Linked DNA regions of Homo sapiens: region 2 is linked to region 1. Evidence: read pairs that join two places in POLR2A ChIA-PET (ENCODE). Cell type or tissue: Panc1. All regions are shown on one strand. Links, peaks and the distances in the headings refer to the core of each region. The heading gives the core; the rest is flanking DNA. Region 1 has its middle 13 kb from the start of PVRIG. Region 2 has its middle 2.3 kb from the start of PILRA.

The links. ChIA-PET counts read pairs that join two places held together with the same protein. Peaks named below come from ENCODE experiments on the same cell type or tissue, not always from the same donor. Only the 100,000 strongest peaks of a DNase experiment are listed, where the experiment ranks them.
Region 2: POLR2A ChIA-PET joins it to region 1 with 27 read pairs; 4 of 35 experiments call an interaction of 5 or more read pairs at or near these places.

What each region holds. Positions count from the first base shown.
Region 1 is chr7:100,231,795-100,234,697 of GRCh38, reverse strand. It overlaps the pseudogene CASTOR3P. Among named protein-coding and RNA genes, the nearest start is that of PVRIG, 13 kb to the right of the region's middle. In Panc1, for the core only: no CTCF peak of the experiment used is centred there; no DNase peak of the experiment used is centred there.
Region 2 is chr7:100,369,722-100,372,624 of GRCh38, reverse strand. It overlaps a transcript of PILRA not described here. Among named protein-coding and RNA genes, the nearest start is that of PILRA, 2.3 kb to the left of the region's middle. RefSeq lists an enhancer at 1,470-2,221. In Panc1, for the core only: no CTCF peak of the experiment used is centred there; no DNase peak of the experiment used is centred there.

The DNA.
Region 1 (2,903 bases), core at 166-2,665:
GGGTTACTTGTGGGCTTCTTTCTGTCCTGGCTCCCCTCAATGGGTGGGGATGCAGAGCCCATGCCTGGCTTTGTGCTTGAGAGCCGGAACACCAGATAAGCGGCCAGGGGTCAGTTTCCTGCAAGCCTCTGCCTGTGCACGCTTGGACTTGCCATCTCTGCTTGCAATACTCTCTAGGGTGCAGTGGGGGTGCGGTTCTGGCTAAATGGGGAACAGGGACACGGGGGTTGAGGGGGTGATGACCCCCATCACCCAAGGACCAAAAGCCTTGAAGCCCAGCCTGAGAGCGGCCTGGACACAGACTTGGGCACCAAAACCATGCCCAGGACTGAGGCCAGCAGGGTCACAGTTCTGGTCCCTGTTTTTGGGGAACAGATGGTCTCGTTTTGGGGGTAGATGAGCAACATACCTCCCCGGCTGAGCGGTGCTATCAGAGGTGATGTGAGGTGGGGCAGAGATCCATGTCCCAAAAATGTCACGGATGGCCGCATTCCTCTCTCTTTAGGGATGGAAAGTTAACCAAGGGCTGGGCTGTCAGTCAGCTGGTGGGAATTAGGCATTTTTGTGACTTGGAGCTCCAGAGTTGCTGAGGAGGAGCCCAAGACAATGGGAGGGGAGATGGGAACAGACACCTAGAGGTTACAGTGGCAGGGCCATGGAAAAGACGGCTCCTCTGCCTGACCCACACTGGAGCCACCCTTTGGCCACTTCTTCCCTCCAAGAAAACTTGGGATCTCGGGCCCTCAGGCCTGGACACAATCATAGGGGCTGACTGGCTCAGAGGTCCCCAAAGATTGCGGGGGTACAGTGGGGACAATCAGCATCTCTGTGCCTCTCCTGAGTGAGAACTGAGTAGGGGGACATGAAGGGAGAGATAAACAACTTACCCGCGGTCACCCAGCAGCCTGGGGCTGGAACTCTGGGTAAACTGAGACATCATCCCCGGGGCACGGGTGGGCAGCTGCCCCAGGGGACCTGCCTGGACTAATGAGATATTCTGTGTCTGTCTGTCCATCCATCCAGGTGCAAGTTCTTCAGTCTGACTGAGACACCAGAGGATTACACTATCATTGTCGATGAGGAAGGATTCCTAGGTAAGTGCTTCTCTCCCTAGGGGCTCGGCTGGACCATGCCCCGAAGTCAGGGCTGGCTACCCACCTCCTTATTTCTGTCCCCAACCCACCTCCTTATTTCTGCCCCCACCTACCTTCTTATTTCTGCCCCCATCTGCTGGTCAGCTAGAAAAACAGCAGAGTGTATTTCCTTCTCTCCCTGGGTTCTGGAGGGTCCCCTCCCCTCCTGCTCTTGAGATCGCCCTAGGAAAGACTCCTGAGTAGTAAGTAGGTATGGCACTACTCAGCTGAGAATTAGATCAACCCAGAAGAAAAGGAACATGTTTCACTGAAACCTGCAAAGTGCTTTAGAACATCTTCAGTCGGGCGCAGTGGCTCATGCTTTTAGTCTCAACACTTTGGGAGGCTAAGGTGGGAGGATCACTTGAGCCCAGGAGTTTGAGACCATAGTGAGACCCCGTCTCTACTAAAAAATTACTTTAAATTAACTGGACATGATGGCATGTTCCTGTGGTCCCAGCTACCTGAGAGACCGAGGCAGGAGGATCGTTTGAGCCCAGGAGTTGGAGGCTGCAGTGAGCTGTTATTGAACCACCGCTTTCCAGGCTGGAAGACAGAGCGAGACTCTATCTCTTAAAAATAAAAAAAATAAAAGTGTCTAGCTGGCAAGGGCACAGTTTAAGAGGACTTCCCAGAACTAAAGCAACACTTGAAGTGAACCCAGCTAAGAGTAAAGAGCCAGGCATGGTGGTGTATGCCTCTACTCCCAGCTACTTGGGAGGCTGAGGTGGGAGGATTGCTTAAACCCAGGAGTTTGAGACTGTAGTGTGCAATGATCACGCCTGTGAATAGCCACTGCACTCCAGCCTGGGCAACATAATAAGAACCTGGATTTTTTTTTTTGAGATGGAGTCTCACTCTGTCATCCAGGCTGGAGTGCAGTGATCTTGGCTCACTGCAACCTCCGCCTCCCAGGTTCAAGCCATTCTCCTGCCTCAGCCTCCCAAGTAGCTGGGATTACAGGTGCCCACCACCACACCTGGCTAATTTCTGTATTTTTTAGTAGAGATGGGGATTCACCCTGTTGGCCAGGCTGGTCTAGAACTCCTGACCTCAGGTGATCCACCCACCTCAGCCTCCCAAAGTGCTGGGATTACAGGCGTGAGCCGCCTCGCCTGGCCTGAGAACCTATTTCTTTTTTTTTTTTTTTTTTTTTTTTTGAGACGGAGTCTTGCTCTGTCACCCAGGCTAGAGTGCAGTGGCGCGATCTCAGCTCACTGCAAGCTACACCTCCCAGGTTCACGCTGTTCTCCTGCCTCAGTCTCCCGAGTAGCTGGGACTACAGGCGCCCACCACCATGCCCGGCTAATTTTTTGTATTTTTTAGTAGAGACGGGGTTTTACCGTGTTAACCAGGATGGTCTCAATCTCCTGACCTCGTGATCCACCTGCCTCGGCCTCCCAAAGTGCTGGGATTACAGGCGTGAGCCACTGCGCCCGGCCCTGAGAATCTATTTCTTAAAAAAAAATTAAAATTAAAATTAAGTGCCCCTCCCCACCCCGCCCCCTGCCAGGTGGAAAACATAATGGAGGGGCACTTTCCAGGCAGAGAGAACCCCATGTGTGTACAGCCACAGCTTGTAGTACTGGGGACACACTTGGCATCCCCAGGGAACTAGAGTGTGGGAAGAGAGAGAGGAGGACAGGGCTTGCCTGGAGGAGGAGGGATCAGGAAAGATTCCTCCATGTGGCTGCACACACATGGGCTTCTCTGCCTGGAAAGCACCCCTCCCTTCATGGTTTCTACCTGGCATGCAGGCACTTAAATTTT
Region 2 (2,903 bases), core at 135-2,634, 140 kb before region 1:
GCTCAGAGCAACACCCACCCCACACACAGTCCTGGGCCCATCTCTAACGGGGATCTGCCGGCCTTTGCCCGGGGGTGGTCACTGGAGCAGGGAGCTTTGGTGGTGCACAGGGCTCCCTCCGTAGGAGGCTCTGCCCACCCTCTCCAGGGTGAGGTGGCATCAGTTGAGGGGCCGTGGGGGAAGACAGGATTTCATCAGAGGAAGTGACATCAGCCTTCTTGAGACAGAAGCAGGCAGGGACGGGCCTCCCTTCTCTTAGTCTCTTCCCTGGTCCTAGTAGGCTCCTCTGTGCTTCCCAGGGCCAGCCAGGCCGGCCCGCCCTCCCTCCCTTTACAGGCCTGAGGAAACAGGTTCCCCATGCTCAGGAAACCCCTCCGTCTGAGCCAGGCCCTAAACACCTCATTCTCTGCTTCACAACATTCTGAGGTGACACATTATCTCCATTCAACCCACAGGGAAACTGAGGGACGGGGGCTTTGGGCTGAACTGGTCACAGCTGGAAAGATGGGCTGCAGAGAGGACAAGGGACCCCCTGGCTGTCTGGGCAGGGCCTCGAGAGGGTGGCCCGCCCCACCTGAGGACCTGGCTGAAAGGTCACCTGCTTACCAGGCTGTCCAATGTGGGGGCCACATAGAACTTATAGCCAACAGCCTCTGGGTAGCTCTGGAGGGCACATGCTGCCCAATGCTGCCACGTGCAGTCTCCTTAGATGCAACATGCATGTTTATGTCACTTTCAGGCCCTGGATCCAGCTGAACCCCCATGGGAGATTCCTTCTGTGTCAGGATTTCTGCTCTGGGATGGTGTGAGGTCTCCTGGATTTGTTCATCCTCCCTCCCCCAACAGCAGTGACAGAACCTGGGACTGAGCCTGGGGCTGTGGCTCTCTCACAGACAGGGCTTCTGAGAGGAGGAGGAGGGCCTGGAGGAGGGCATGATTCCAATGTGGGCAGAGCCTAAATGCAGCCCCTTAGTGCAGGTGCTCATGGGAGAGGCGTGGGAAGTCGTGTGTGGGGAGCAGGGGCAGGGAGGGGGTAAGTACCCTGCACCGCATTATGAGAACCACTGCTTGGATGTCCCCACATTCCCCCAACAAGTATCCTACTGTCCTCACTGGCCACATCCGTCCCTGCCCCCAGCCCCTCACCTCTCCTTGGCACCCACCGTTCCTGCTTTCCTCTGATCCCAATCGACATCCCATAGGCTTTGTGGAGTTCACAAGCCAACTGTAATATTCTCACAGTAATTCAAAGGACCTAGAATAGCCAAAAGGCCTTTACAAATGAAGAATGAAGGTGGAAGATTTATAATACCTGACTTCAAGACTTGCTGTAAAGCTTCTGTAATCAGGCTGTACTGTCCTCAAGGTACTAGAGTGTCCACAGACTGGAGTGTAGGGACGCGATCACCATCACTCCTGGGCTGAAGCAATTTGCTGACCTCAGCCTCCCAAGTAGTGAAGACCACAGGCACACACCACCACACACGGCTAATTTTTTTTTTTTTTTGAGAGATGGGGTCTCACTATGTTGTCTAGGCTGGTCTCAAGTTCCTGGGCTTAAGCAATCCTCCTGCCTCGGCCTCCCTCAGTGCTGGGATGACAGGTGTGAGCCACCTCACCAAGCCCCACTGGATTGCTGATATTCTGGCATCTTGGACCTCCAAGAGCAGAGAGAGGGACTGCCCCTGCCAGAGCCAGCCAGTTGTTAGAGCTAGCAAATGACCCCTCTGAGAGTGTCCCTTTTTTTTTCTGAAACAGTCTCACTCTGCTGCCAGGCTGGAGTGCAGTGGCACGGTCTCGGCTCACTGCAACCTCCACCCCTGGGTTCAAGCGATTCTCCTGCCTCAGCCTCCCAAGTTGCTGGGATTACAAGTGCGTGCCACCATGCCCAACTAATTTTTGTATTTTTAATAGAGACGGGGTTTCACCACGTTGGCCAAGATGGTCTCCATCTCCTGACCTTGTGATCTGCCCACCTCGGCCTCCCAAAGTGCTGGGATTACAGGCTTGAGCCACGGCTCCTGGCTGAGTGTGCCTTTCATATGCAAACCAGCTAATCCAGGGCCCCAACACTGAACCAGCTCTTCTAGCTGCCTCTCACCCTTCAGAAGGCAGTATTTCTCTGCCTTCATCATCCTGGGCCAGACACCAAATAACAAATGACAGCCTCTAATCCCCAGAGCCTGCTAACGTTATTCTAACTAGCCAATCCTAAACCTGCATACCCTTCCTTGCCTTTTCCAGGGAAAGCATAACAAAGGGTCTCACCCCTGTGTTCCCTTGGCTTCCTCTACTCCCTGAGGGACCCTGGTGCTTTCCCAAGTGGCCCTGCATGGCTGTGTCTCTCGTTTCTGGGGATCTGTGAGGATACACTGCTTCCCTTATGACCCTCATTTCCATGGCCATACCTGATGGAAAGAAATGGCAGGTGCATTTTGTTTTATTATTATTATTATTTTGAGACGGAGTCTCACTCTGTCGCCCAGGCTGCAGTGCAGTGGCACCATCTCGGCTCACTGCAACCTCTGCCTCCCAGGTTCAAGCGATTCTCCTGCCTCAGCCTCCCGAGTAACTGGGACTACAGGTGCCCACCACTATGCTCACCTAATTTTTGTAGTTTTAGCAGAGATGGGGTTTCACCATGTTGGCCAGGCTGGTCTTGAACTCCTTACCTCAGGTGATCCACCTGCCTAGGCCTCCCAAAGTTGCTGAGATTACAGGCATGAACCACCGCGCCCTGCCAGCAGGTGCATTTGATTTATTTTTATTTTTTGAGACGGAGTCTCGCTCTGTCACCCAGGCTGGAGTGCAATGGTACAATCTCGGCTCACTGCAACTTCCACTTCCTGAGTTCAAGTGATTCTCCTGCCTCAGCCTCCTGAGTAGCTGGGATTACAGGCACG